Regions from separate parts of the Homo sapiens genome. Here region 2 is linked to region 1. Evidence: chromatin loops called from intact Hi-C (ENCODE). Cell type or tissue: GM12878. All regions are shown on one strand. Each heading gives the region's core, and the rest is flanking DNA. Links, peaks and the distances in the headings are about the cores only.

Region 1 (15,902 bases), core at 3,981-11,980:
ATGGCTCTTGGAAGACTGACTGTCCTTTAGGGTTGATGAGTCATTCTACCCCTTAGAGACAGGAAGCTGGCAAAGCCATGGAGCAGGGAGGAGACATTCAGAGAGTCTGAAGGGAAGATGCAAGATGCCCTCTTCCCAGAAGTGCAGCTGCAAAGTGCAGCCTTCTTGCTTGTCGCACATATGAGCACGATGCTAGTGTAAAACTAAGAATGAAGGTTAGGGCCCCCACCCTAAAATACCCAAAAGGTTAAAGCAGGGAGCCCACATTTGTCTTCTCTGACAGTGTTCTGCAGCTATGAAATTCTGCCTGCTAAAGCTGGATGGATGCAGGCCTTGGCATGAAGTCCTCTGCTCTGTCAAAAGCCAAAACCTTCCATGAGAAGGAATGTACTCAGGATTTTAAGATAAATCGGAGAATGTCTGAGATGGATAGTTACAGATGGCCTTAGCAGTTGCTACATCTCCAGGAACTGGGTATTAGTTACAAGACTCACTGCTCCTATTCTTTTCTATTCTTTTATTCTTCGTTTTGTTTTTTTTTGTAAAACAAACAAAAAACTCATACAATCCTTGAACCACGGGATGTTAAGATTCGAAGGAACACTTAGATTATCTAGTTCAGTCCCCTTGTTTACAAGTAGGAAAAGAGGGTCAACTACACATTAAATGTAGTGCAAGTCTCCCAATTCCTGGTCTGTAAGAGAACTAGCAGGTATCAGTGGACATATTCTGCTTGCGTCGGCTGCTCAGGACAGTCACCGGGGACATAATGTGGAAGCCCGAGGTTCTCAATCTCATGATGTATAAATGTACTGAAATACTGAGATGCCAAAAAGGGGAATACATATGTTTCTTTTCACAGATGCTTAGAAGACAGGGCTAAATTTTTCATTTAGATGTTATGTGGTGCCTTCTTTTGTTCACCCTGTCAAGCGTAGGCTGGGGTGATAGGAGCCTCCAGCTGCAGGAGGCTAATCTGAGATAACTTTATTGAAGTAACACGGGGCTCCAGGAAAATGAGTCTTCCGGGTCCGCAGCTGTGCTGCAGAATTCATCCTGAAATGAGCACTCGCATGCAGCCAAAGTCACTTCCAGAATGGAATGAATGGGCTTTTGGGAAAAGCTGGTCCGACCTTTTATTTTACAGGCTCAGCAAAGTTCAGTGATTTGGTTTGAGTCACACAGCATGAGGGTGGCAAAGATAGGGAAGAATTGAGATTTTTTGACTCAAGGATGGAATGTTTTCCCTAACCCATACTGACCCTTTTTGCAAGTCCCAGTGTGAGGGTGTTTCTGATGGTTCCAGATGAAGGGAATTTCCATGCATGAAGGGAGGCAGGTCAAAGGCAGTGGGGGCTGCACCTGCCAAAGGCCCTGTGGCCTAGGAGAGCACATTGGAGGAGAAGCTGAAGCTCTCTGTCATGGTCTTGGAGTCACTTCGTGAAGAGCAGTTGGAGGTCAGGTCCAGGGACGAGGGTGTGGCCTTGGGGCCGTCCTCTGGCTCCTCCTCGTGGGCCCCCACCACTGTGGAGATGGTGGTCTCCAGGCGGCTGACTTTGTACACACTGCCCTGGGTCTGGAGATACCGGGTGGATTTCATTTCCAGCCCCTCATAGTCGCCGGCGCTGATGAAGGGGCAGCACCGGAAGGCATGCTTGAAGCCCAGACGGAACCTGGAGAGCGAGCAGATGAAGAGGTGACCCTTTGGGACGGCCTGCTCAGAGGGCTGCCCACCACTGCATCAGCTTGTTAACACATGGACATACCCAAGCGTGATTCTGTTATTGTTTTTAAAATTCAATGACAGCTGGAGATGCTGAGGCCAAAAAGGCTTAAGGGTCAGTCAACAAGGTCAAATCCAAGACTAGAAAAAAAAAATCCAACACTGGAACAATCTTTATGTGAAATACGTCTTTACTGGGGGTGGCCCTGAACTATGCTGTCTCCCCTCACATGGGGTCAGCAGACTTTGAGTCAATTCTACCTCAACAAAACGCATTCACCAAGTGTTTACTATGTGCACAGCACTGTGCTAGTTACTGGGTGGTAAAAACACATATCAAGATTCAGTCCTTCCCCTCGAGTAGCCTGTTAACTGAAGGAGGACTCTCTGCCAATCATGTTTCTTCAGTGTGCCTCAGTTTCTCTGGTTGTTAAATAGGAAGAATTAACCTTTACTTAAAGGCGTGCTGCTAGACTTAACCTAAAAAAAGTGTAGGTGGGTCATGAAACTCTTAGAAATAAGGGTGAATGTGTCAGTTAGACTAACAGAGACCCTTTGGACAAGTTGAAGAGAATGTCTTTCCCCAAATTTCTAGTACCTGAGTGTCTAATTCACAGAAGGCACCTTACAGGCTGAGGACTGATGGATATAAAGATGGTAACAAGCATTTTATTCCTCTCCCGCCTCCTTCCCCATCCAGAGGCTGGTGGTGCTCTGGATGACAGACTGTGCTGCAGCCACTATGTGTCCCTGCCTGCTTTTGGGAGCCCTCTGCACCCCATGGTGAATTCCCTAATGCTGACCACCATTCTGGATGGGCTCTGCCTTCTCTTACTTCTCTGACATTGGCTTCTGCCATCTGCAGGATGGCTCTCCCCAACCCCTTTGACTAAGTGAGGGCAGGAATCAGGCCTCTGGGGTCACAATTCCTTTTTGCCTTACCTTGTCCTGCTGGAACTGCTGGAAGAAAATGGGTAAAGCTGCTCAGATCGTAAGATGGAATGGGAAAAAGACAGTGAGAGATCAGAGAGGGCGAATGTGCTCTGTGGGGGGATGAAATTCTCTTTCTGCATGCATAGCCCGCTGTGTACTGGATCCATAGAGCAGAGTGAATAAACTCACAGGCCATGGCCTGGAGCCTGGATCCAGCTTGCAGACCTGCCTTACATGCATTAACCACAGAAGTTTTTAATTCCCCCACTAGCTGCCAGTATTTATGAATCAGAAGACTTTGGACAATAATATGGATTTCTGGTTCCCTTTGGAAAAGAAAAAAAGAAAATCAGTCCACTCCGGGCTCCCATTCCTGGATGGTGATAATCAGCCAGGCTGAGTTGTGTGATGATAAGTTAGCTGCAGTCCCCACTTGTCCCTCTTGTCTCACAGCTGGGTTTACTCATTTAGGATGGCCGCTTGGCCACTGTGTATGTAGATGGTCTTGTGGCCCCTGGAGAGCTCATGGGGTTGGGATCCTCACCTGTCATTGAGGCAGCAGTAGATGATGGGGTTGTACATGGTGGAGCTCATGGCCAGCCACATGATGGCCAGGTAGACCTGCTGGATAAACTTCTTCAGGTAGAGATCTGGGTTGATGTAGGGCAGGAGGAAGAAGATGTGGAAGGGCAGCCAGCAGATGGCGAAGGTGCACACCACGACAATCATCATTTTGACCACCTGGCAAGAGGGTGAGACAGGTGAGACCACCAGCACATCCCCCTCTCTCACGGCTGCTTCCTCTCTCCTCCCACGCCCTCACTGTGCACAGTATGGGATGAAGCGAGAAGTATTTAAAAGACGCCCCTTCAAGGAGGAGAAAGGATCTTTACTATATGGTGCTACAAGACTTCGGTTATGTCAGCTGTTCTCAGAGTGTGGTCCCAAAACCAGCATCATCACCATCCCCTCAGAGCTTGTTAGAAATGCAAATTCTTGGACCCTATTTCAGACTTACTAAATCAGAAACTCTGGGGATAGGACCCCAAATTCTGAGTGTGACAAACCCTTCAGATGATTCTGATGCATACTCACATTTGGGGACTACTGTGTTACATTATTCTTCATGACTGGAGGAACACAGGGAGACAAATTAATGAGCAAAGGTGAAAGGGTGTTCAGGAGGAAAAGGCCTGGAACAGCAGGCTGGGTGGGCGGGCACAGCAGAAGGGGTGGGACAAGGGGAGATGCAGTGAGCTAGGGCAAGCTGCTTGGTTTTGAGACTGAAGGGGAGGGAAGGAGAAGGGAAAAGATTTGACTAGCTGCAGTCAGAGAGTGCCAGATGTTTAAAAGCGATTTAAAAGGTTTTGTGAATACTGGATACTATGATCTGAATGTTTGTGTCACTTCAAATTTATATGTTGAAATCCTAACCCCTAAGGTGATGGTATTAGGAGGTGGCCTTTGGGAACTAATTAGGTCTTCAGGTCACAGCCCTCATCAATTAAATTAGTGCCCTTATAAAATAGGCCTGAGAAAGACCCCTTGCCCCTTCCACCATCTGAGGACTTAGAAAGTGCCATCCATGAACCAGGAAGCAGGCCCTCCTGAAACACCAAATCCGTCTGTGCTTTGATCTTGGGCCTTTCAGCCACTAGAGCTGTGAGAAATCAATTTCTATTTTTTATAAGCTCCCAGTCAAAGGCATTTTGTTACATCAGCCCAAATGGACTAAGACACCATGCGATGTAACCCCTTCCCAAGGCATCTTTAGCAAAGAACTCTACAGCATTCATACAATGCTATGCAGAGAAGTACCAACAGAGAATACTAAGCAAAGAAGTACCAAAGAAAAAAAAAAGGAATGAGAAAGCTCTTTATATACTGATTTTCAAAAATCTTGTCAATTTTAAGTGAAATAAGTGAGAACAGTGTGTATTTACTATTTGTGTAAAAAAGAAGAGAAAATAATATATATTTACTTATTTATAAGTGCCAATAGCTAGAAGGGTTAAGAAACAGATAACAATGGTTACCATTGTATGCATATCTGTGTGTGTGTGTGCGTGTGTGTGTGCAAGCTTGGGACCTGGGTAGATGACAGATCTAGAAGGGAGAGAGGCTTTCCATGATAAGAATTAAATTTTTTTAAATGTTTCGTTTTGAACTAATTGAAGGCCCTCGAGAAGTTGCAAAGGTGGTGCAAAGCAGTTCCAGGTAGTCTTCACCTAGCCTCCTCCAATGATATCATCTTACATAACCATACCACATTATCAAAACCAGGACACTGACCATTCATCAAACTACTGACTATATTTGGGTTTTTGCCAGTTTTTACATGCACTGTTTTTTTTGGTGTATAGATTTATGAAATTTCATCACAGGTATAGATGAAAACACCACCACAGTCAGGATACAGAGCTGCTCCATCACTGCAAAGAAACTCACTCACGCTCTCGCTTTGTAGGCCACTCCTCCCAAGCCCCCTCAAACACTGACTCCTGGAAACCCCTGATCCGTTCTTCATCACTATAATTTTGTTCCTTTGAATGCCTTTTGATGTTTGAACCACGTGAATGTATTATCTTGTCAAACTTTAAGAAGAGGACCAAATCACTCTTCACTGATCTTTTATTTAAGTGTGCGTGTGTGTGTGTGTGTTTTAATGGATCAAGAGGTTGCAATTACTCTTTAAGAGCAAGCGAAGTGGCTCATGCCTGTCCAGCCAGATCTGGGTTCCAAAGACACTGAAGAAAGATTCCTCTCCTCCTCTCTGTTGCTCCCCATACCTGGGGATATTTTGTGCTAGCTGCCTCTGGGGCTCACAAGTGTGCCATCCCTTCTCGACAGCCTGTTGTCTGTGCCAGGGTGGGTTAGTTCTGCCTGTCCCCTGCTCACCTTGCGCTTGGCAGAGACTTGCTCGTGGTAGCGGTCAGAGGAGTCCCCGGGGATCTCACTGGCCCATAGTGTGATTCCCACTACGGTGTATGCATAGCCAATCACCAGCAGGGGGAGGAAGTAGATCAGCACAGTCACACAGATGTGGTACCTACAGCAAGGTAAACAGGAAAGGTCAGTATGATATACTTATTATTTTAGGTTTTTAATTTTTGTTATTGTTATTGCAGTCAAGGTTTGGCAGCTACCTTTCTCAGCATATGCCATTAATAAGCTTGGGCTGTAAAGCCCACTCCAGGGAGACTTGTCACCTGCATAGGGTGGATAGGTAATACTAATGAATACACTACAGAAAACAATTTATGTTTTTCTTGTGGACTTTTTCCATAATGAATACTCCTGTTCAGATTAAAAAAAAAGAAAACATTGATGACAGGGCACTGAATCTGTTGTATACCCATAGCGATTTCAGTTGATGATCAGTTCAATATCACTTGCCCCACACCACCCCCCAAAACAAGAATGCAAACTCAGGCTACATTAATAGAAGTATAGTCTCTGAATGAAGGAAGTAATTATACCACTCAATTCATACCCGCCAGACTACACTTATGCTCAACTTAGTGCAGGGTTGTAGACCAACTAGTACGTTCAGTTGAGAACTACCATGATGGTTGATAAGGCCCAGTTTATGCTATGTGATAAGTGAATTTATCGGTATCAGAATAATTAGCCTGAATGAGAGAGATAAGAGTAATCCTAGAACTAGAATTAGTGGGTGGGTGAAAGCCACATAGCATAAGCCATTTCTAAGACTGGGCTTTAAGAATATATCTTCAGATAGAAGCTGCCTGGGTCCCTGAATTACCCATTGGAGGACAGGTGCCAACTGACTCACGTTTGACTGGGACATGAGCAAGAAATAAACCTTTGTGGTGTTAAGCCACTGAGATATTGAGGTTTGTTACAGCAGCACAATTTATCCTTTTCTGTTAAAGGGAAGGCTCCTTTTCAGACTTAAATAAGGTTTTTGAATTTTGGGAAAATATATTTTTCTTGGGGGTTTGGGGGTCCTTGGTTTGTCTGGTTAGTTACAGCCCTTTTCTTAGATGTGAGTATAATGGAGATACTCAGAATTCCTAATAATAATAATAATAATACTAGGAAGAACAGCTAATGTTTGGGGGCACTTACTCTAGGTCACTGTGCTAATAATAATGCTAATGATAGTATTAATAGCAGAAATGGTAGTTAAATTTGAGTGTTGATGAAAAGCACAAAGCCAAGCATTTTACTAGCATTATCTTATTTAATCCTTAAGCAAATGATTGGGTAGGTACTATGAATCCCATTTTGTAGACGAGGAAACCACATTTAGAATTTAATTAATTTTCCCAAATTCACAGCTGGTAAAGGGAGGAGCTGAGATTAGAATCCAGGTCTGTGATGTCAGAAAACCAGCCTTTTGTCAATGGAGAAAAGCCACCCAATGATTTTTTTCTTCCCCTCTGTTTACCATTCATGATTATTTTATGCAATGATTTTCTTCCAATGAGGAAAACCCACTTATTCACTCAATTTCTCCTTTGTAGATACTGTTTGCTTTTAATCACTTCTTTGTAAAGCCCCACAGTTTTTGCTACTTATTCAGTCCCTCTGCATATCAAATTTGCATTTGAAGATACTCAAAGACTGCTTAAGTGACAAATCACAGATTGCACCAAGCAGGGTGTGAGTGCATGTGTTCTGTGCAGACAGGCTGCTCCAGTCTCACCTGGCTTTCAAAGCCCTCTGAATTGTCGCCTCCTTTGGGAGCCTCAGGGCTCTCCAACCACTATGGCAGGGACAGCATATTGTGTTTCCTAGCTGATCTCAGTCCCTCCTGGTTGCTGTAATGGCATTGCTTGTAAGCAAAATGTTTGGAGACTACAGGGGCAGGGAGAACTTGAAAACCTCCAAATTGCACTGACTTCTCCTACCTGAAAGAACAGCCCTGCCTCATGCAGACTAATAGTTTGTGACCAAAACATGTTAGCTGAGCTTTGCCGAGACATTGCTACAGGGCACTGAGCAAGATTGGGTCTGAGTGTGATGGGAGGGACACTATGGTCAACTCGCCGATACTCCTTACCCTGGACCAGTGGCCCTCAAACTCGAGTGGGCTTCAGTATCACCTGGAGGGCTTCGACAACCCCACAGGGCTGGGTCCCACCCAGAGTTTCAGACTCAGCAGGGCTGGGGTGGGCCTGAGAATTTGCATTTCTAACAAGTTCTCAAGAGATGCCGATGTTGCTGTTTGTGGTTCAGACTTTGAGAAACATTGTCTTAGGCCAACGGTTCTCAACCGCAAATGTAAAAGAGAATCACCAGGGAAACTTTTAAAATGATCAGTGCCCAAAGGTATTCATTCAATTGACTTGAGGTTGGGAGCAGGAAATTACATTTTAGAAACTTCCCCCAAGTTACTGTAATAGACATCTAGCACTGAGAACTGTTTCAGACCTTAGGTATGCAAGTCTATTGGGACTCCATTGTTGTCCGTGATTTAATGACTTTATTCAAGTGTGTATTAACTGTGTTTTCTGGTTCTGTATCTGATACTTTGGCATCTGGGTCCCTGCAGCTCAGGGAGGGACTGTTTCAGGCAGAGCTAATTCCTTTGGAAAACAAACAACTTTCCACTTGGATGCCTTTCATATGCAAACTAACCGAAACAAAGCCCATACTTCCACTTGCTTGCTTTCTTGGGCTCTTACAGGGTAGGACACTATTTTCCCGCCCTAATCACCCAACGGCAGGCATCAGACAACTAGGGGCAGCTCCTACACCCCGGAGCCTGCCGAAGTTATTCAAACCAGCCAATCTTAAACCTGTTTACCCGGCCTTGCCTGCTCCTTCCTGAGAAAACCCCAATAAAGGCTTTCCTGTGTGGCTTGGCTTGGTGTGGGGCCATGGCCCTTCAGCTTGGGAACTGTGAGTAATAAAGTGTCTTTCAGTGGTAACCATGTCCTGATCTGTTGGCCACACCATACCTGAATACAAAATACAATCTGCTCTTTCCCTTTGTGAAATCACAGATCAGATCATTATGAACATGCAAAGATAAATACGTAAACATAATTTATCAGCCTTTAAAAAATCCCTCCCTTTTTAAAGAAGCAAAAGTTATTGTTATTTATTTGAAAACAACAAAAAAAATGGGCTTAATTTCAGCTAAAATGTGTTACAGTCAGGAGCATTGGTTTTTCCATGTTCCTATAGAGATAATTAAATACAACATAGAAATAGGATCCAGCAATTCTATTTTTAGGTATAGACACCAAAAATTGAAAGCCAGGACTCAAACAGACATTATTTGAATCTGCACACAACATCATTCACGACAGCTAAAAGGTGGAAACAACCCAAATGCCCACCAATAGATGAATGGACAAACAAAATGTGGCTTATACTTGCAATGGAATATCATTCTGTCAGGCCTCTGAGCCCAAGCTAAGCCATCATATCCCCTGTGACCTGCACGTATACATCCAGATGGTCTGAAGTAACTGAAGAATCACAAAAGAAGTGAAAATGGTCTGTTCCTGCCTTAACTGATGACATTACCTTGTGAAATTCCTTCTCCTGGCTCATCCTGGCTCATCCTGGCTCAAAAGCTCCCCTACTGAGCACCTTGTGTCCCCCGCCCCTGCCCACCAGGGAACAACCCCCTTTGACTGTAATTTTCCACTACCTACCCAAATCCTATAAAATGACCCCACCCCTATCTCCCTTCACTGACTCTCTTTTTGGACTCAGCCCGCCTGCACCCAGGTGGAATAAACAGCCTTGTTGCTCACACAAAACCTGTTGGGTGGTCTCTTCACATGGACGCGAGTGAAACATTCAACCTTAAAAAAGAAGGATGTTATGACATGTGCGACAACATGGATGAAGCCTGCAAACATTCTGCTAACTGAATAAGTCAGACACAAAAGGAAAAGCATTGCAGGATTGCATTTATATGATCTATATAGAATAGGCAAATTCGTGGAGACAGAAAGTAGATGAGAGGTTTACCAGGAGTTGGAGGGAGGAGATGGGAGTTATTGTCTAATGGGTACAGAATCTGTTTGAGATAAAGATGTGGATAACTTTGTTTAAGGGTGGGTGGGTAGAAAATTTCAGCTGTTACAGAAAGGTCGAAATGAAGTATCTCTGGAAATGGAAGGTGGTGATGGTTGCACAACATTGTGAATTTACTTGGTGTCACTGAATTGTACACTATAAAATGGCAAATTTTGTTATACATATTTTATCACAATAAAATTTAGTAATAAATTATGTAAGAAAAATTCAGCTAAGCTGGCATTCTAGGTTTCCAGATTCGCAGTCTTTTGCTCCCCCAGGCACTTGACAACTACACCCTCCCCGTGCCACATCCCCACTGAAAAATAAAAGGCAGATTTGATCCTTGGATGAGATAAAAGGTTAAACACATCCTTCTAAATATTGCTTAGATAAACCCCATTTACATAGAAATTACAAATGCTCAATCCAAACAGTGTCCAACTTATCAAAAATTATAAGTGAATGTAGGTCAAATCAATGAAATTCCATTATTAGAAAACATAAAATTAAATACTTTTTTTGATCTTGATGTCTTTTTCAGAAAAGTATTTTTTAAAATCATATCTTGTAGTTAACTGGAGATATGTCTATTTATATGTATATATTTGTTAAAATCATTATTTTAGAGAGCTGGTCAATGAGCCAGCACAATCTTATTTTGTGTGGCTCTATGCTTGCTTTGGCTTTCATTCTGCTATTTCCTAGATTTCTGCCAGTTAGGATTTTATCAGCTCTCAGAATTAATATCTGCCTTGGGAGAAGAGATCTGGGGTTAAGGATGCACTATAAGTGAACATAACAGCAACAGCAAGAGACAGCAACAGAAGAGACTGGCTGACCCCCACCTGGTGAGATATGTGCTGGGTTGTCATAGACCTGAGAGAACCCAGCACCATGATTTTGATCATTAAATCCTGCTGATGAGCTTATCGGAACTTTCAGAAGGAAGGCTCAAGCAACAACTTCATGCCTTTGTTCATCCCTGTAAGCAGTGAATGAGGCTTGACACATTTTACAGGATAAGCTTGCTGAATGCAGACCATGTAGCCTCAAATCCTGCAGATTCCCTTGTCCTTAATGCCACAATATCTTGGTGCTCATTAATCTAGGTTTCCTTATATCTCACTAGTGGGATCATTGTTGAAAGCAAGAACAGTTTCAGTTTCTGAAATAATCCTCAGCATTTGAAATCAAGGTTGATAGGCTAATTAAATAATAACTAGGTGTCTTCATAATGTACTTGGAGGAGACTCTGGGTGCCTTAAGGTAGGGGAAGAAGGCAGCCAAGAGGGCACAGCTCTGGGTTCTCCATCTTTATTCTAATGAGATAGTTCTGCTTTGCTGGGTTTACATATTGGCTTTCTGTGGATGATATTGTTTCGGGGTGGGTGGGTAGAAAATTTCAGCTGTTACAGAAAGGTCGAAGAGCATTGATAGAATCCCAACCCCAATCCAGTGCATTACCATTCTTTGCAATATCCATACCACATAATCATCCAGAATCTTCTTGAATACCCCTGTGACAGGCTGCTCACTACTTCTAAAGCTGAGCTACATCAGCAACCCTTGGAAGCCTATTACAGATGCAGACTCTCAGGCTCCACCCCAGAGGGACAAAATCAGAATATGCATTTTAACAAGACTACCCAGTAATTCCTGTGTATGTTCAAGTTGGAAGCACATAGCTCTTGGTCTTGGTTGCACATTGGAATTGCCTAGGGAGCCTTGAAAAATTCCAATGTGTAGATCCCACTTTAGAGCTTCTGATTTAATTGGCCTGCAGTGCAGCTTTGGGCACCAGAGATCTAGAAGCTCTCCAGGTGATACTCCTGTGCAGCTGGGGCTGAGAATTACTGGCATTGAGACTTTTGATGCTGGTAGCTGCAACTGATGCAGTTCCTCCTTAAACCCAGTGAAAAAACCTGTGGTCACGTAGCTTTCACACTTTATCCTATGTCACAAACAAACCTGAATCTGCAAACCTCCTGGGATGGTCCTGCAAATGCAAGGTGACCATGAACCTGCTGTTCCCCAGAGCCCCCTTTGCATTGAGGGCTTTTGAGGCCATCTCTCATTTGATACAAGCTGAGCAGCCTCGTTCCTCCTGCTCTTCCTCAAATGTCCTTCAGGCTTTCTCTCCTTCTCACAGCATGGTGCTAGATGCTTGACTTTTTACTTCCTGGAAAAAAAATTTCAGGTCCATGTGGCTTCTTGATAGTAAAAGAAAGCAATACTCATGTATTTATTGGTTCACTCACATCTGGGTGTTAGAGCCAAATTCCAAAGACCTTTGAAAGTTCTCTTGCAGGCAGGCAAAAATTGCAACTGGTTAATCGATAAATTCAGCAAAGATTTATTCAGCACCTGTTCTATATCTGGTCTGGTGCTAGGGGCTGGGGACACTGAGGAGAGTTCTAGTCATTGTTTTCTTCTTCCGGAGCTCACAGTCTGCAGGGGAGTAGTGCCAAAGAGTGTGCCATGGGAAGTGGCTGACAGTGGTTACCTCTTCAAGGGGAGTGGAGACATTAAGGAGAGGCACGAGTGAGCCTTTTTCAAATATAGATACAATGTAAAAATTAAAAATAAGCCTAAATACATGGTCCAGTGTTTTGTGCATGTGCGTTAGTGCATAATGCATTGGTGAGATATTCAACCAAGCTGGTCAGGGAAGCTTCCTGGAGGAGGAATTGCATGGCTAAGCCCTGATATACAAGTTGGAGGTAGGCAGGTGAGTTGGGCACTATAGGGAGGGGAGGGAGCAAGTGCAAAGGCATGGGGGAGGAGCCTGGCATGAGGCAGGTACTAAGATGCCATTAGAACTGAAAAGGACATGGCTGTGTGAAGAAGTGCCACAAGACTTGGCTGGAAAGGAAGACAGAAGCAAATCACAAAGGGCCTTTTATGACAGACTGGAGAGTTGTGATTTATTTTGAAGTTGGTGGAAAACCATGAGGTGGTTTTAAACAGAGAATGAACATGGTCAGATACTTGTGCTCTGGCAATAGTGGAGCATGGATGGAGGTGGAAAAGTCCAGAGGCAGTGAGCCTTTGGGGTGCTCTGCGGGCCTGGCAGGAAGTGGCGCTGGCCTGAGTGAGGGCTGTGGCAGGATGGATGGATGATATGAGGGGAGAGATTCAGGAAGCACTGTGGCTTGGGGGAAGAGCTGGTGGACTTGGCTGTGGATGGCAGAATTTACCTGAATTTCTGGCCTGGGTGAATGGGGGAGTGAAGGTGACTGTCACTAGTGTGGGGACCCAGGGAAGAGGAACAGGCTTGTCGGGCAAAGTTGGTAGATTGCCTTTTGGATATGTTGACTTTGAGGGCCAGCAGTTAGATGTCTGTATCTGGATTTGGGCTGGTATTAGATTTGGGAGTCCTCATGTGTCCAAAAACCATAAGAAGACAAGCGGATGCAAGATGGCCATGAGAAGAGAGGAGGTCCACATCTTGCGGTTGGGGGCAATTCCAGGGGAGAGGCTGGAGGGGAGAGGGAGGGGCAGGAGGGAGAGAGACTCCAGGGGCGGGTACAGCCTGCCTCTGAGGGGAGGGAGGATGAGGGTAGGAACTTGCTCTCTGCTTTGGACATCAGAGACCCAGGGCAGATTCAATTTTAGTGGCATCGTCAGAGAAGGTGATGATGGACCAGGTGAGTCGAGTGGGAAGTGAGGAAGTGGAAGCAGTAGGTGTAGATTCCATTCTTAATATACTTGGCCACGAAAGGGAGAGGAGAGAGCAGTCGTTAAATGGGGCCAAGGGCCGAAGGAAGCTGTCTGTGTGTTTGGTTGAAAGGATAGGGGATATGAAGCCCTCTGTACCTCTCTGACACATCACCCAGTCTTCCCTGGGTTATAGCGACACGAGTACATGTCCCATCTTTCTGCAGAGACAGGCCAGGACCAAGCCTCCATCAACTGCATCCAGACATAGGCTCTGGGCAGGAATGTCCCAGAGTCGCCCTGTATCGTGATGGGGTGACCAATCAAGGTGGATGCTCAAGCGCATGCACTTAAATTCATGGAAGAACTGGCGTCACAGGATCCCCATGCTCAAATGCTGCTGCCTTCTGGTGGAGTCAATTCCCATGGGGCAGCTCCTCAGAGGGAAGGCCACACTGACACCTACCCATGAACAAGACAGGGAAGGAAGCAAATTCTTACTGCAGTCTCTGCTCAAATTGCACAAGTCAGAATTTCGTTGTGTTGTTCTCCAGGTTACTTTTTATATACGACTATTTCATCTGCTTGATTAGATTAAATGTTCCTTCTAGGCAGAGCCCATGTGGTGCTCCTCTGTTTTCATCACAAAATCAGCACCAAGGAAATACTTCATAGAAAAATATCATCTTGGGTTTCAAAAAACACTGGAATTCTCACCAGATTTGTCCCCCTCATCCAGCAAGAAGCCCTGTTGACAGCGTCCTCCTCAGAAATTGGCCCAGCATCTGCTTGAATGAGAGCCTTCAGGCAAAGAGCCCGAGTGCCTGAGCTTTTCTTACCTCTTTCTTCTTTAATAGATAGGTTTCTCACTACAAGTACTATATACTCATCGTCGATTTGAAAATACAGACAAGCATTGAAAAAAACTTCAAAGGTTTTTCTAATTATATCACCTAGAAATAAATTCTGAGAAAATGGATTGATATCTTCCTCTATCTTCCTGATATCTTCCTACACACACTCATATTTGTACACACATAAGAATACTGTTAGATTACTTTGAAAACAACACTATGTCACAATCATCTTTTTATGTCAATAAGTATTTCTATAACAAAATTTTTAATAGCTGCAATAATGTTCTATTGCATGGAGGTACCATAGTTATTTAGCTAGTCTTCTATTTCTTCTATTCGGGACATTTGAGTTATTTACAATGATCTAATATTTAAGCGATACTTTAATTAACATATTCAAATATGTGTTGTTGCTCCCATTTTTATTTCCCAAGGTTAAAGTCACCAGAACTAAGTTAAAGGGTTTTTAAAAGGTTTGATATATACTGTCATTTTCCAGAAAACACGTGCCAATCTGTACCAGTTTATGAGATTACCCTTTTGTTTGCACAGCTGCACTGGGCACTATCAGGTATCATAGTTTTTGCCAACATGATAGGTCATACATGGTTCTCTACTTTAATTATAATTCTTAACTCATTGTAACTTAAAATTTTATAATTGTATTAGTCTGTTTTCATGCTGATAAAGACATACCTGAGACTGGGCAATTTCCAAAATAAAGAGTTTTATTGGACTTATAGTTCCACATGGGTGGGGAGGCCTCATAATCATGGCGGAAGGTGAAAGGCACATCTCACATGGTGGCAGACAGGAGAAAAACTTGTGCAGGGAAACTCCTCTTTTTAAAACTATCAGATCTTGTGAGACTTACTCACTATCACGAGAACAGCATGGGAAAGACCTGCTCCCATGACTCAATTACCTCCCACTGGGTCCTTTTCACAACACGTGGGAATTCAAGATGAGATTTGAGTGGGGACACAGCCAAACCATATCAATAATTATGCTTTTTAATCATTTTCATTTCTTCTTTTGTGAACTGACTGCTTGTATAATTTACTCAGTTGTATATTGGGGTGGTCATATTGTCTTTCCTAATTTGGAAAGAACTCTTTATGGCTTCTATTGTGTTATACTTAGAAGGACCTTCTCCATTTCAAAATCACAAAAACATTTACTGATATTTATTTATTTGTTTATTTGCATTATAACTATTCAGCCCATTAAGGATTTATTTTGTTGAGTATTATGAGAAGAAACTCCAAATATTTTTTTCTCCAACATTGCTTACACTTTTCCCAGGACCACTTATTGGATACTCTATCCTTTTCCTGATGATTTAAATTTGCACTTGGACCACATACCACTCACTATATTGTTGGCTCTGTTTCTGGGTTTTTCTTCTGTTTCCTTCATCTATCCCTCCTTACTGGTGTCAGCTCTGCACCATCTCAACTTTTATGACTTTGTAACACATCCTTTATCTATGGCAGTACAAATCTCCTCTTATTTCTGGGATAGAAACCGACCTGGATTACTCTGGTCTTAACTCAGAACACGTAGGACTTTAATCGTTGAACAAATGAACCCTTAATAGTGGCTACACCATTAGAATGTCCTGAATTTTACTTAGTTTTTAAAATAAAATATCTTCAGACCTGCACATTTCTTACGAAGAAGGTTAGAGAATGGTCTCAGTTATTTAGAGCCAGGTTGGCAGC
Region 2 (15,902 bases), core at 4,714-12,713, 97 kb after region 1:
TCCAGACTCCATGGGGCCACTACTGGGACAATAAGTGTGGTCTTACATAAGTATACAGAAGTTCAGTGGGAGCTGATCGATGGAGCTCCCTGGACTGGAGAGGTGTGATAATTAAAGCGTGGGCACAGCCTGTGGGCTTCTGAGATAAAGTGGACTTCACGATAGACTGGAAGGAATCCTTCAGCACAACATGAGTTCTCTTTGGTGCAGATGCCTTTCACTGTGGCCTCTTCCTGCTCCTCACAGCCAACTATGTTGCCACAAACTGAAGCTGCAAATTTATCTTTTTCTTTTTCTTGGATATAAGATTTGAATAAGCATCCCCACAGCCTCATAGAGAAATGATCCTAACTTGGAACCATGGACATACAGTGCTTTCTCAGGAAAGATGGATAAACAGAAAAATCACTGGGTCTATGAAATGATTTAGCAGTTTGAAGAAACTCATCCGAAGAATCAAAGCAAATATTTTCCACTAAAAGAAGCTTATTCCAAAAAGTGAGACATAACCAAAAAGAAAACTGATTCATATTATCAATGAGACTTGAGATTCAAGCACTCATTCTATCCACAACTAACAAACTGATATCAGAAATATTACTGTTAAACATTTAAAAAATTAAATGTGAATTTATCTTATAAATTTGTGAATTCAAATTTTAAATTTCAAATTTTTAACTGGAAGTGGTAGCAATGAATAACAGATTGGATAGCACAGAAAATGACACTGATGATTTGAAAGTCCACTTTGAGGAGTTCCCCAAAAACCAAGAAGCAAAAGATAGAGATGAATATAATATGTAAAATATAAGAGATATGAGGGGTAGGTTTAGGAGATAAAATAGAGTATAGTAGGAATTTTAGAAAGAAATACAATAATCAATACATTTGGAATGTATTAACACAGCCTGAGCGGAATAAGATTTTAAGTTAAATGGATCCTTTCTAGAAAAAGCATTACCATAAAGATGATTCACTGTTAATATCATTTATTGTATGATTAGATCAAAAGAGAAAAAATTTATAATCATTTCTTTGGATGACTAAAAGACATTTAATAAAAATGTATCATCACTTCTAATATAAGATAGAAATAGAATAATATGTCTTTAATTAAATAAAGTGTATATATTTTATTTAATGGTGAAAATATCTTAAATGCAATGATGAAAAATAGAAGTGGTCTGTCTGTGAGTCAGAAACTATGGTAATGACCATTATTATTAGTAGTAACATTGTTCTAGGAATGCGAGTCAATGCAACTAAGACAAGAAAAAGGAATAAGATATAAATAGTGTAAAGTAGGAGATAACTATAATTATTGTAGATGATAGCTTATCTAAAAAACCAAAGAAAATCAACTGAAAAACAAGACAAATTCAATTTCAGAATGCTGCTGGTTTCAAAACAAATGTGTTAAAGATCAATAACTTTTCTATATAACAGCATAGCCATTTACATAATATAATGGAAATAAGTTCACAATGGTCATGAGAGTATATAATATCTAGACATAAACACGTACTGAAATATGTGGGACTTATATGAATGAAACTGTCAAATATTCCTTTACTAAAAGAAATAGAAATTTGAGTAAGCAAAGAAGCATTACATGCTGCTGAATGGGCAGACCTAATACTGCACTGTTGGAATACTCTAGTACAGTCACTTTTAGGTGTGTGGAACTTGAGGTTCTTATTGCAGATCCAGGTGGAGAGGTGCAGAAAGTAGATGGGATATATATTTTGAATTCCGTAGGGAGATTTGAATTACAGATCCAGCGACAGAGATGTGGGAGTTACTATTGTAGAGTGGTTGGAGCCATAAGATCTCCCAGAACACTGTGGGGAATGCAAAGAGAAAGTGGCCAAAGATCAAATCCTAGAGAATATTAACATTCACAAGGAATGCCAGGACAGAGCGGGCAGTAAAGGAGGGGTGGTATAAGACATAGGAGGAAGGCATAAAACCAGGAGAGAGAAGAACCTTTTTAAAATTTTTTTTCTATTTTTTCAGATGGTGTCTCTCTCTGTCGCCCAGTCTGGAGTGCAGTGGCGAAATCTTGGCTCACTGCAACCTCCACGTCCCAGGTTCAAGCAATTCTCCCATCTCAGCCTCTTGAGTAGCTGGGATTACAGGCATGTGCCACTATGCCTGGCTAATTTTTGTATTTTTAGTATACACAGTGTTTCACCATGTTGACCAGGCTGGTCTCGAACTCCTGACCTCAGGCGATCTGCCAGCCTTGGCCCCCCAAAGTGCTGGAATTACAGGAATGAGTCACCATGCCCGGCCAGCAGCATCTTAGAAACCAAAGAAGACAGCCTCAAAAGGTAGGGAGTAGCCCATGTGGTCATTTGTTACAGAGGAATCAGGCAAGATAAGGATGAAGAAGAGTCCGCTGTATTTGGCTTCTAGGAGATTACTGGTCACAATGGCAAGAATAGCTTTAATTCATTGCAGCTGTGGGGGTACCAAAGTGGAGATGAGGATTATTGCGTTACTTGTGATGCTAATAACCATAGAGGAGCCAGCACATGTGGAATCTACTAGTTACTGAGTGAAGTCACCAAACCCTAATGAGTCTCAATTTCCTCATCTATAAAATAGAGTTGCAGTTGCAGTAAAAAAGTGTGATAATGACTGTAAAATGCTTTTTAAACTATAAACCACTATACAAACAGATGGCATTATTTTTGGTTCTGGTGATCTTCCAGGCAATATTTTAACATGAAATGTGCTAATGATGATGGCACTGAAATAATGGCCTTGAACAATTTCCCCATCACTTCTTCTGTGGTCCCAGTGTTTCATTCCAGGATGGGTTCTGTAACCCTTTTAACACAGAAACACAATCTGCTGTGTGCATTTACACTGATGCAAACTAAGCTGCTGGGGGAAGTCAACTGATCTGAAATGTTTTGCAATACTGTGCATTGTTTCAGCCATCAGACGGTGAGTAGGATTCCTGTTCCAGTCAAGTTAGGTGGCAGAATATTTTCCTGTTTGTCTAAGCAGATGCCAGCACTTAAATAAACACCATGTTCCTTCCCAGAATTTAGCTGGAAAATGCCCCCACCAAAGAGAACCCTGAGATGCTTGGCACATGGCCAAAACCAGCTAACATTTCAATTTTCCTTTACTCCTATTGTGTGGCCATAGGGCTGATATTTCCCCAGAACCTCAGTGGGAACATTCCAGTGACAACTACCAAGTGGTCATAACATAATGGGTTTATCCCCACATTCCTTTCATCCTTTATCCATCCCTATAAAGTGTATTTTTAAAAATTTTTATTTTACTTTAAGTTCTGGGATACACGTGCAGAATGTGCAGGTTCATATATGCGTGCCATGGTGGTTTGCTGCACCTATCAACCTGCCATCTAGGTTTTAAGACCCGCATGTATCAGCTATTCGTTTTAATGCTCTTGCTCCCCTCCTGCTCCACAGGCCCCAGCATGTGTTGTTCCCCTCCCTGTGTCCATGTGTTTTCATTGTTCAACTCCAACTTATGAGTGAGAAAATGCGGTGTTTGGTTTTCTGTTCCTGTGTTAGTTTGTTGAGGATGATGGCTTTCAGCTTCATCCAAGTCCCTGCAAAGGACATGATCTCATTCCTTTTTTTTTTTTTCTGATACAGAGTCTCCCTCTGTAGGCCAGGCTGGAGTGCAGTGGTGCAATCTTGGCTCACTGCAACCTCTGCCTCCCCAGGTTCAAGCGATTCTCCTGCCTCAGCCTCAGGAGTAGCTGGGAGTACAGGCATGTGCCACCACACCTGGCTAATTTTTTGTATTTTTTTAGTAGAGATGGGGTTTCAACGTGTTAGCCAGGATGGTCTTGATCTCCTGACCTCATGATCCACCCATCTCGGCCTCCCAAAGTGCTGCGATTACAGTTGTGAGCCACCACACCTGGCCGATCTCATTCCTTTTAATGGCTGCATAGTATTCCATGGTGTATATGTACCACCGTTTTTTAATCCAGTTATCATTGATGGGCATTTGGGTTGGTTCCATGTCTTTGCTACTGTAAATAGTGCTGCAATAAACATACGTATGCATGTATCTTTATAGTAGAATGATTTATATTCCTTTGGGTATATACCCAGTAATGAGATTGCTGGGTCAAATGGTTTTTCTAGTTCTAGATCCTTGAGGAATCACCACACTGTCTTCCACAACGGTTGAATCAATTTACATTCCCACCAACAATGTAAAAGCATTCCTATTTCTCCACAGCCTCTCCAGCATCTGTTGTTTCTTGATTTTTTAATAATCACCATCCTGACTGACCTGAGATGGTATCTCATTGTGGTTTTTGATTTGCATTTCTCTAATGATCAATGATGTTAAGCTGTTTTTCATATGTTTGTTGACTGCATAAATGTCCTCTTTTGAGAAGTGTTTGTTTATATCCTTTGCCCACTTTTTGATGGAGTTGCTTGTTTTTTTCTTGTAAATCTGTTTAAGTTCCTTGTAAATTCTGGATATTAGACCTTTGTCAGATGGGTAGATTGCAAAAATTTTCTCCCATTCTGTAGGTTGCCTGTTCATTCTGATGATAGTTTCTTTTGCTGTGCAGAAGCTCTTTATTTTAATTAGATCCCATTTGTCAATTGCAGCTTTGGTTGCAATTGCTTTTGGTGTTTTCATCATGAAATCTTTGCCCATGCCTATGTCCTGAATGATACTGCCTAGGTTTTCTTCTAGGGTTTTTATGGTTTTGGGTTTTACATTTAAGTCTTTAATCCATCTTGAGTTATTTTTTGTATAAGGTGTAAGGAAGGGGTCCAGTTTCAATTCTCTGCATATGGCTAGCCAGTTTTCCCAGCACCATTTATTAGATAGGGAATCCTTTCTCCATTGCTTGTTTTTGTCAAGTTTGTCAAAGATCAGATAGTTTTAGATGTGTAGTGTTATTTCTGAGGTCCCTGTTCTGTTCCATTGGTCTATGTGTTTGTTTTGCTACCAGTACCATGCTGTTTTGGTTACCGTAGCCTTGTAGTATAGTATGAAGTCAGGTAGCATGATGCCTCCAGCCTTGTAGTATAGTTTGAAGTCAGGTAGCATGATGCCTCCAGCCCTTAGCTATACGGGCTCTTTTTTGGTTCCATATGAAATTTAAAGTATTTTTTTCTAATTCTGTGAAGAATGTCAATGGTAGTTTGATGGGAATAGAAACGAATCTATAAATTACTTTGGGCAGTATGACCATTTTCACAATATTGATTCTTCCTACCCATGAGGATGGGATGTTTTTCCATTTGTTTGTGTCCTCTCATTTCCTTGAGCAGTGGTTTGTAGTTCTCCTTGAAGAGATCTTTTATGTCCCTTGTTAACTCTATTCCTGGGTATTTGATTCTCTTTGTAGCAATTGTGAATGGGAGTTCACTCATGATTTGGCTCTCTGCTTGTCTGTTGTTGGTGTATAGGAACATTTGTGATTTTTGCACATTGATTTTGTATCCTGGGACTTTGCTGAAGTTGCTTGTCAGCTTAAGCAGTTTTTGGGCTGAGATGTTGGGGTTTTCTAAATATACAATCATGTCATCTGCGAACAGAGACAATTTGACTTCCTCTTTTCCTGCTTGAATACCCTTTATTTCTTTCTCTTGCCTGATTGCCCTGGCCAGAACTTTCAATACTATGTTGAATAGGAGTGGTGAGAGAGGGCATCCTTGTCTTGTGCCGGTTTTCAAAGGGAATGTTTCCAGTTTTTGCCCATTCAGTATGATATTAGCTGTGGGTGTGTCATAAATAGCTCTTATTATTTTGAGATATGTTCCGTCAATACCTAGTTTATTGAGAGTTTTTAAGCATGAAGCGGTGTTGAATTTTATCAAAGGCCTTTTCTGCATCTATTGAGATAATCATGAGTTTTTGTCACTGGTTCCGTTTATGTGATGGATTATGCTTTTATTGATTTGCATATGTTGAACCAGCCTTGCATCCCAGAGATGAAGCTGACTTGATAATGATGGATAAGCTTTTTGATGTGCTGGTGAATTCACTACAAACTCTATTTGTTAAGCATTATGAAACACCAGACACTTTGCCAGGAATAAGGCTTAAAAAGGTGAATGACATTGAATTGCCCTTGAAAAGCTCAGAATTTAGTGAAAAAGAGAAACATGCTATAATTTAATTACAATTTGGTGAGGTAGGAACTTTAATAAGCATATGCTCTAATACGGTTTGGCTGTGTCCCCACGCAAATCTCAACTTGAATTGTATCTCCCATAATTTCCATATGTTGGGAGGGACCCAGGGGGAGGTAATTGAATCATAGGGGCCTGTCTTTCCCATGCTTTTCTTGTGATAGTGAATGAGTCTCATGAGATCTGATGAGTTTATCAGGGGTTTCTGCTTTTGCTTCTTCCTCATTTTCTTTTGCTGCCACCATATATGAAGTGGTACCAGTGAATCTCCTGCCATGATTGTGAGGCCTCCCCAGCCATGTAGAACTGTAAGTCCAATTAAACTTCTTTTTCTTCCCAGTCTTGGGTATGTTTTTTATAAGCAGTGTGAAAACAAACAAATACAATAAACTGGTACCAGTAGAGTGGGGCATTGCTGAAAAGATACCTGAAAATGTGGAAGCGACTTTGGAACTGGGTAACAGGTAGAGATTGGAATAGTTTGGGAGGGCTCAGAAGAAGACAGAAAAATGTGGGAAAGTTTGGAACTTCCTAGAGACTTGTTGAATGGTTTTGCCCAAAATGTTGATAGCAATATGGACAATAAAATCCAGGCTAAGGTGGTCTCAGATGGAGATGAGGAACTTGTTGGGAACTGGAGCAAAGGTGACTCTTGTTATGTTTTAGCAAAGAGATTGGTGGCATTTTGCCCCTGCCCTAGAGATTTGTGGAACTTTGAACTTGAAAGAGCTGATTTAGGGTATCTGGCAGAAGAAATTTCTAAGCAGCAAAGTAATCAAGAGGTGACTTGGATGCTGTTAAAGGCATTCAGTTTTATAAGGGAAGCAGAGCATAAAAGTTTGGAAAATTTGTAGTCTGACTATGCGATAGAAAAGAAAAACTCATTTTCTGGGGAGAAATTCAAGCTGGCTGCAGAAGTTTGCATAAGTAGCAGGGAGCCTAATGTTAATCCCCAAGACCATGGGGAAAATGTCTCCAGGTCATGTCAGAGACCTTCATGGCAGCCCCTCCGATCACAGGCCCAGAGGCCCAGAAGGAAAAAGTGTTTTTGTGGATCTGGCCCAGGGTCCCTGTGCTGTGTGTAGCCTAGGGACTTGGTGCCCTGTGTCCCAGCCACTCCAGCTGTGGCTGAAAGGGGCCAATGTACAGCTTGGGCTGTGACTTCAGAGGATGCAAGCCCCAAGCCTTGGCAGCTTCCACATGGTGTTGAGCCTGCAGGTGCACAGAAGTCAAGAATTGAGATTTGGGAACCTTTGCCTAGATTTAGGAAGACGTATGGAAGTACCTGGATGCCCAGTCAAAAGTTTGCTGCAGGGGTGGGGCCCTCATGGAGAAACTCTGCTAGGGCAGTGTGGAAGGGAAATGTGGGGTTGGAGCCCCCACACAGAGTTCCTACTGGGACACTGCCTAGTGGAGCTGTGAGAAGAGGGCCACCATCCTCCAGACCCCAGAATAGCAGATGCACCAACAGCTTGCACCATGTACCTGGAAAAGGCTGTAGACACTCAACACCAGCCTGTGAAAGTAGCTGGGAGGGAGGCTGTACCCTGCAAAGCCACAGGCATGGAGCTGCCCAAGACCATGGGAACCTACCTCTTGCATCACTGTGACCTCGATGTGAGACCTGGAGTCAAAGGAGATCATTCTGGAACTTTAAAATTTGACTGCCCATTGGATTTCAGACTTGCATGAGCCCTGTATTGTTTTGGCCAATTTCTCCCGTTTGGAATGGCTGTATTTACCCAATATCTGTACCCCCATTGTGTCTAGGCAGTAACTAGCTTGCTTTTGATTTTACAGGATCATAGGTGGAAGGGACTTGTCTTGCCTCAGATGAGACTTCGGACTGTGGGTTAATGGGTTAATGATGAAATGAGTTAAGACTTTGGGGGACTGTTGGAAATGCATGATTGGTTTTGAAATGTGAGAACATGAGATCTGTAGGGCCCAGGGGCTGAATGATATGGTTTGGCTGTTTCCCTACCCAAACCTCAATTTGATTTGTATCTCCCATAATTCCCACGTGTTGTGGGAGGAACCCAGGGGGAGGTAATTGAATCATGGGGGCCAGTGTTTCCCATGCTGTTCTCATGATAGTGAATAAGTCTCATGAGATCTGATGGTTTTATCAGGGGTTTCTGCTTTTGCTTCTTCCTCATTTTCTTTTGCCGCTGCCAAGTAAGAAGTGTCTTTCACCTCCCCCCATGATCCTGAGGTCTCCTAGCCATGTGGAGCTGTAAGTCCAATTAAACTTCTTTTTCTTCCCAGTCTCAGTTATGTCTTTATCAGAAGTGTGAAAATGGACTAATACATGCTCCGAGGCTGAGAGTTAAAGTGTCAGATGTCTGATTCCTTCTAAATCTGAAAACAGGAAGCTTAACAGTTGGTACATAGTAGATGCTCAATTAATGCTTAATAAATGATTGATAAATATCACTAAACAGGTGTATAGATCACAGCTCTCTTAGTCACCCCAATGCATTCCCATTAGAGAAATTCACTGCTAAGGGGTTGTTCCTTAGGAGAATAGACTGTACACCTCACTCTACCATTTCTAGTGGGTGGATCAAAGGCTATTAATTCCAAAGAAAGATGGGGCCAAGACTTCTTTTTTGTTTGTTTGTTTGGTATTTTGTGAGACGGAGTCTCATTCTGTCACCAGGCTGGAGTGCAGTAGCGCAATCTCGGCTCACTGCAACCTCTGCCTCCTGGGTTCCAGTGATTCTCCTGTTTCAGTTTCCCGAGTAGTGGGACTACAGGCGTGCACCACCACGCCTGGCTAATTTTTGTATTTTTTAGTAGAGATGGGGTTTCACTATATTGGCCAGGCTAGTCTTGAACTCCTGACTTTGTGATCTGCCCACCTTGGCCTCCCAAATTGCTGGGATTACAGGCGTGAGCCACTGCACCAGCCTAAGACTTCTTATAAGAGTTCTTTTAGGCAAAAGCTCAGCAGAGGGCAGGGTAGGAACAATACACAATCACCTTGACTGAGTCTAACAAGATGCTATGGCAAGAAAGCACAGGAATTGTCAGAAATCTTTTCTGAAGGCATCCAAGCCTCAGTGGGATGTTATGAAAGACTGCTTCTCAGAAGATAGTCCTGACACCTAAGTGGGTGACTGAGCTAGAACCAGCTACTCACTTGCTGAGAATTATTGACCTCTCTTGTGAAATGTCAATATTGACTGACTGCACTCTGAGCTGTGCTGTTAAAGGCGTTCAGTTTTACAAGGGAAGCAGAGCATAAGGTCTGATGTCTCTTCCAGATCTGATGACCTAAGATTTGTTTATAGGATCAGGAAAAAAACCCATTAAAATACATCTCTTAATTCTTAGAGTATTATTGAAATTGTGTACAACTTGGAGAGAAGCAATGGCAAAACTTCTGAAATTCACCTGGCACATTCCCTGTTTCCTTCCATGTGGCTGCTAACCCTTTTAAGTTGTGAAGACAGAGGATCCAGGTGGACCAACCAGGGATGCAAAAGGGAGGAGGTGGTTTTAACTCCTGTGTGCAAGGATTTAATTCCTCACGTATCCTCTCTTCCTATTCAAGCTAATTCCAGGTCATCAGTGTACTCTAAGTATTCTAATCAGATTCATTAAATTTTTTTTCCTGGAATCACTGATGGTGGGCAGCACTATTGAGCTTTATTCAGGGTGTGGGACTGAGGTCTCTCCATGAGGCCATTCACTTTTGATAAGGAAACTGGCCTCACTATAGGAGTTCAGTAAAGGCCCAGCTTGCTGGCTCACTGATTAATTGAAGGGCGGGGGTGTGGGGCTTGCTGTGCACAACTAAAGTTCACTTGGATGCCCCCCTCACTGCCCAAAGCAATGCTTGGCCTACAGGAAGCTGAGCCTGCTGCTGCCTTCCTCCCGGCTCCTGGCTCCCTCGGGATCTGAACACTCAGGGTCATGCTGTTGCTGCCCAAGCAGGAAAATCCTGTTTCTGAAAATCCCAAACAACAAACAGCTCCCCTACAGAGCTCATGGGGGAGTAGTCAGAACCTCCAGACTGAGCATGTCACAAGGAAGGACTGCTTTGCTGAAGCCACTCACTCCGGGAGATTTATAATTGGAAGTTTGGCCCAGGGAGATAATCAGCCAAGAGCGCGCACGCACACACACACACACACACACACACACACACACACACACACTCTGAAGAAACCCAGTGGAGATTCAGCACTAACCCACCACACACACACACACACACACACACACACACACACACACTCTCTGAAGAAACCCAGTGGAGATTCAGCACTAACCCAGCACAGGTGAGTGAGAAATTACAACCTGTCAGCCAATGAGCCATGGTGATTCCCTCTGAAGAGGGTTTCCCAGCTATCATTCCCTTTCATCCCCACTGTAAGTTAGGCCCTCGTGCATGTTGCCTGGACTGTGGCTGGAGTCTCCTAACTGTCTTGTCTTCTCTGGGTTTTCTGGCCCCAGGTCTCTCCCTGTCTATCTACCCTGCATCCCTGCTGCTGTTGGAAGAGTCCCCTAAAAGACCTTCTCCACAGCACTGCTTAGCTCCTGGTACTCCCTTATCCCTCCTTTCGGCCCATCCTCTGCCACTGGCTTCCAAGTTCGCATTTGGCCTGCTCCCTACCTCAGTCCTGGGCAGTGAGGCAGGAAGCTGCCTTTCTCCTCCAGATGAGTCTGTGCTCTGCCTCTCTCCTTTGCGTCTCCAAATTCACACTGAGCATGAACATCTCTGACCTCACCTTTTCAAACCAAATGAAAGGGCTGCATAAGGACAACTTAGTTTATTTTGGAAGGCTGTTACACTTTGACCTCCATTTAAAAAACAAACAAAAAAATCTAAAAACCCCAAAACGTTGAGGGACTGTTCCCAAGCCCCAGCATCTTTGCCCCATCCTCAAGCCTTCCAGGACCCTCTCTCCATTCTTGGGATTGCAGCTCCTAACGTAGTTCTCCTCTTCAGCTCAAGGACAATTCTAACTGTCTTCTTGCCTGGTATGGCTTAATGAGCCTCAAGCTCACTTAGCATCATCTGGATTTAATTTCCTCTCTTGCCGTGAGCAACCTTGGCTCATCTTTCTGCCTCTCTTCTCCTCTCCTCTTTTTCCTGTCTCCCCCTCCCTTTGCTTACATGCCCTTCTTCCCCCTTTCTCTCCTCTCTCTATCTCTACCTCTCTAATGTCCACAAGTGCCTCACAACTGCCCCATTCAACCCCCACCTGAGTATCACCAGCTCTTCTGGTCCAGCTCACCTGTAAAATCTCTATTCCATCCAGAGAGGCCACCATCTCCTGTTCTAAGGGTCACATAGCTCAGATACAGACAAACAAGGTCAGGACAACCACCCTCCTGCCTTGGAAAATCACCAATTACCCTCCATTATTATATTTCTTGTGAAGCTACATTTACATTTTATCATATCCACATAACAAGAGAGAGAGTTTTAAAAAGGAGAGTGGTCAAATGTATGTCAAGAGACATAGAAACACTTAGAATAATGTAGACAGAACAGATAGCTGGAGTTATTAGAAGGTTATTGGAGACCATCAAAAAGGAATCAAGATGGTTTAGGATATATTCTATTATTCTAACTCAGGATTGGTAAATTATGGCCCATAGGCCAAAGCTGGCCTGCTGCCTATTTTTTTATATGGCTTCTGAGTGAAGAACAATTTTTACATTTTTAAATGATTGAAAAAAATAAAAAGAAGACTATTTCACAAGTAAAAATTCTATGAAATTCAAATTTCAGTGTCCATAAGTTAAGATATCCTGGAACACAGTCACACTATTTGTTTACATATTGTCTATGGCTGCTTTTGTGCTATAACACAGAGTTGAATAGTGTGACAAATATCATATTGTGCATACAAATTATTGTGGTGGGTCCTCGATATGATAACAAGTATTCTTGTAAGCGATAGAAGAGGAGAAGAGACATACAGAGGACAAGGCCATGTCACAACAAGTGGAGACTGGAATTATGCAGCCACAAGCCAAGGAACCTCTGGAACCACCAGAAGCTGGAAATGGCAGGTAAGAATTTACCCAAGAGGCCGGGCGCGGTGGCTCATGCCTGTAATCCCAGCACTTTGGGAGGCCAGGGCGGGCGGATCACAAGGTCAGGAGACCGAGACCATCCTTACCAAAAATACAAAAAAAAAAAAAAAAAAATTAGCCGGGCATGGTGGCAGGCCCCTGTGGTCCCAGCTACTCAGGAGGCTGAGGCAGGAGAATGGTGTGAACCTGGGAGGCAGAGCTTGCAGTGAGTGGAGATCATGCCACTGCCCTCCAGCCTGGGTAACAGAGCGAGACTCCGTCTCAAAAAAAAAAAAAAAAAAAGAAAGAATTCTACCCAAGAGTGTCTGGAGGCAGCACAGCCCTTCCAACACCTCGATTTTGGACTTCTGGTCTACATAACAGTGAGAAAATAATTTTCTTTTGTTTCAAGCCACCCAGTTTGTGGTAATTTGTTATAGCAGCCCTAGGAAATGAATATACTGGTCTTTCATACAAAGTTTACCAACCCCTGTTTCAATCTGTCTTTCTACATTGGATTTGGGTATGCTCATTAGTGTCTAGTTTTCTTCTAAATGAAGTAAAGAGATAGTGAAATGTAGGGATACACTGCATTTCCATTAAAATGACTAAGAGAATGAGAAAGAATGCTCAGCACTATGAAGCTGACAGCTCTTCTCCTCCCATGATGGAGATGGGAGTCGGGGCTGGGTGCTCCATCCATTTCTCCAAAGGACTCATGTCTCCCATGCATTCCAGCTGCTGACCTGGATCAATGGTTTTCAGAAACAGAGGCTAGAAGGGATTATCTCATCAGCTTGTATTCAGGTCTGTGGTAGTGGCAGGGCAGGGGTTGGGGGATTGATAAGGAGGAGGATGAAGAAGGAAAGGCACCACCGTGGAGCAAACTGGTAACTGAGACTTGGAGGAAAGCTAGACCCTTCTCCTCCAAGTCTAAACAAATTCCCTTTCCTTTCATTTTCCTTACTACCATCTGCCCACTGTAGTCCTCCTCACCCACCTATGGAAGCAAGGCTTACCCAGTGACTTTGGGTAGGTACTCAAGCTTCTCTTTCCTACTCTCCCAAAAGAGAGGACTCAGGTCCTGACAAACAAGCATCATAACGACCTACGAAGACAGGATTTGACATAGGAAAATCAGAGCTTGCATTGTTAAGAGTTAAGAAGGGGGATTGTACCCACCTTGTTCCTCCACCTGTTCACAAACAATGTGTCAAAGAAGGGGCAGGTAAGTGGCCAGGCAGCCCTGAAATAGCCTGGGGCCAGGACTGTGACAAATACTCACTGGGAACATCCCCCACCTAAGGGTTGAAGTCAGGAAGAGGAGTGCCCTGTCCTTACACTAGATGGAACTGTTCCTCTATAAAAAAGAAGAAGAAATAAAACCTGATACATGTATTAATCTTATTCAGGGAGATGTGGGTTTTAAGCAATTCAAATATTTCATTCTGTTCTTTCAGTTCTGCCTACTGGCCATTATCAGGAAGATGTGGGAAATAGACTGAAAGAAAATCTTCTGATTATTGAAAGAGAATTTACAGCAGCAAAACAATTTGCAGTGTTTCTACCTAGAGACAGGGAAGTAAGAGAATCTGAGTCCAAGTCCCCACCAAAAAGAGCTTTAGTTTAGAGCCTGTTTCTCAAGAAACTTGCATATGCACACATGAGTTTGGGAAATTCTCATTATTACCTCATAGGTTAGGTCTAAACCTTATTTTAAGACTGAGAAATGGAAACCTAGCTGTGTGAAGAATGCATCAAAGATCATAGAGATGGTTAAGGGCAAAGAGAATACAAGACTCCAACTATGACCCAACTGGGTCCTCCAACACTTTTTACTATCTTTGGATCTGATTCACTTCGGGTAAATGTCTCCTGAGATCTTCCTATGGACGAAGATCGAGCATTTATCGGAAAAGCATTACTCTAGGCAACTATGTAATCAGTAGAATTTTAATTTGACCAAGTGGACATGGAGAGATTTCCACAGCTTATTAACTTTCCCTTGCTCTCTGCCTTTTTCCCAGGCAGAAAATGCATATTATGTATTCCCAGTGTCTGGCTTAATAAGAGGGATTATTATAAAAGGCAGCAATAGGACATCTATTTTCTAAAATATCAAAAAATATGTATTTATTTTGATAAACAGCAAAAATTAAAATGGTCCTGGGGGAAGAGTGCTCTATCGCAGGCCTCAGGCAAAGTTCTAACCTTAGAATCTGTTAGTAGTTAGCAGCAGGGTTAAAAGTTGTTTTTATCAGCTCTGGGTGATTGCCATATATTTTCATCAATTAATTTTTGTTGAAATGCCTGCTGAATATGTGATGTTGCATAGGGAGACAGCTGAATGTTTGCAACATAATCTAATTTGGCAGCTGGGACCTGAAAGCTGAGTATTCCTCAAATCAATATGCCCAGCATCGCAAAGGAAGCAGAACTGAAAAGAGAGGAATGGGTGGTTGGGTGAGATGCTTGCAATGTGGTGATTTAGCTGGAGTTGGGCCTCTGTTCCGAACTCAAACGGTCCCATGTCCCAGGCCTGGCTCTGCCACCAACCAGCTGTGCAGCTTCCAGCAAGTTATCTCAACCTCGAGCATCTGCTTCTTCATCTGTAAATGGAGCTAGTAATTGTACCAACTTTGGAAGACTGTTGTGTTAAGTGCTTTAGAAGTATTATCTCATTTAATTCTTACTACAACCACTACCTGGTAAAATAATTTTTTATTGGTACCTTTTTTTTTTAATGTTTTAGAGAGATAAACAATGTAGCTAATTTTGTAGGAAAGGCCAAAGTAGCTAATTTTGTAGGGGACCTGATTTTTAGTCCAGCTTGGCTGGCAACTAATTTTAGGTCTGTAAAGGTTCAGAAAGTATATCCTGAACACAAGCCCTCCTCAGTTACGTTATTTAAAGTGTTAAATACTCAAGCCAACCGAAACACAAACCAAAGTAAAGAATTTAGATAAGAAAGACATGTGAAAAGGAGGCTACTGGTAAGTACAGAACTCAGTTAAATGTAAATAATTATGAATTAATTGTATTATCTTTTTATTTAAAAATCTAATAAATTCTGATTTTTCTCTCCCCAACTTCCTGTGATATAACTAAGAAAAAACAAAGAGAAACTAGTTTCTGTAAAACTGGAAACTCCGAGAATTCCTCAGTGATATGCCAGGAAACAGGAAGAATTTCCACTAGCCAAAGTTCTGAGGAAGTTACAGGCAGGAAAAAAGATAAGGGTTACCATCTTTTTTTAGTCAATAAAGCTATGCCCACTCTAGGTACTTTCCTTAGAAACATGGAGTCTTCCCAGCAGAGAAAGGAAAGCTAGCCCCAATTTGACTTCTAGAATAATAGAGCCATTTTGACCACACTTTCCCTAATATTAGTTACTGTTTTCTTGCACTGGCTTGAGGCTACAATTACCCATAAAATGTTGTGTGACTAGGAGTGCTTATACCTAGAGGGTCTGGGTGGCAGTTAAAAAGAGCTGAGTCTGACAGAGTCGTAGTGCATTCTGGGAGTTATATTGAATCCTGGAGAAACTATTTACCGAGCATTTACTACATGTCAATAGAGGTACCATTCGCTGGATCAGGCACATAAAGAATTGGGAAGAAGGTCTGACTCTACAGGAATCAATACCACTCATGAAAAGATAGGCAGTGGGACTGGATATCTCCCCATGGCAATATATTCACACTACATACA

What was found. Hi-C counts contacts between places; a loop is a spot of excess contacts. Peaks named below come from ENCODE experiments on the same cell type or tissue, not always from the same donor. Only the 100,000 strongest peaks of a DNase experiment are listed, where the experiment ranks them.
Region 2: a loop joins it to region 1, with 3 times the contacts of the local background. A loop is called at or near these places in 6 of 110 quality-filtered maps.

The regions. Positions count from the first base shown.
Region 1 is chr2:75,048,051-75,063,952 of GRCh38, forward strand. It overlaps TACR1 (tachykinin receptor 1), which reads right to left. Exons shown (of 5, transcript NM_001058.4): 3 at 5,555-5,705; 4 at 3,201-3,397; 5 at 1-1,673. The coding sequence ends at 1,382. Among named protein-coding and RNA genes, the nearest start is that of MIR5000, 35 kb to the right of the region's middle. RefSeq lists a silencer at 5,658-5,737. In GM12878, for the core only: a CTCF peak has its summit at 5,663 (motif pointing right); DNase peaks (open chromatin) are centred at 5,671, 7,941 and 8,511; H3K4me3 peaks cover 366 bases; H3K27ac peaks cover 2,821 bases.
Region 2 is chr2:75,144,128-75,160,029 of GRCh38, forward strand. The region is part of intron 1 of TACR1 (tachykinin receptor 1); the gene reads right to left. TACR1-AS1 (TACR1 antisense RNA 1) reads left to right here and starts at 10,191. Exons shown (of 4, transcript NR_168010.1): 1 at 10,191-10,444; 2 at 12,077-12,188. In GM12878, for the core only: no CTCF peak of the experiment used is centred there; no DNase peak of the experiment used is centred there.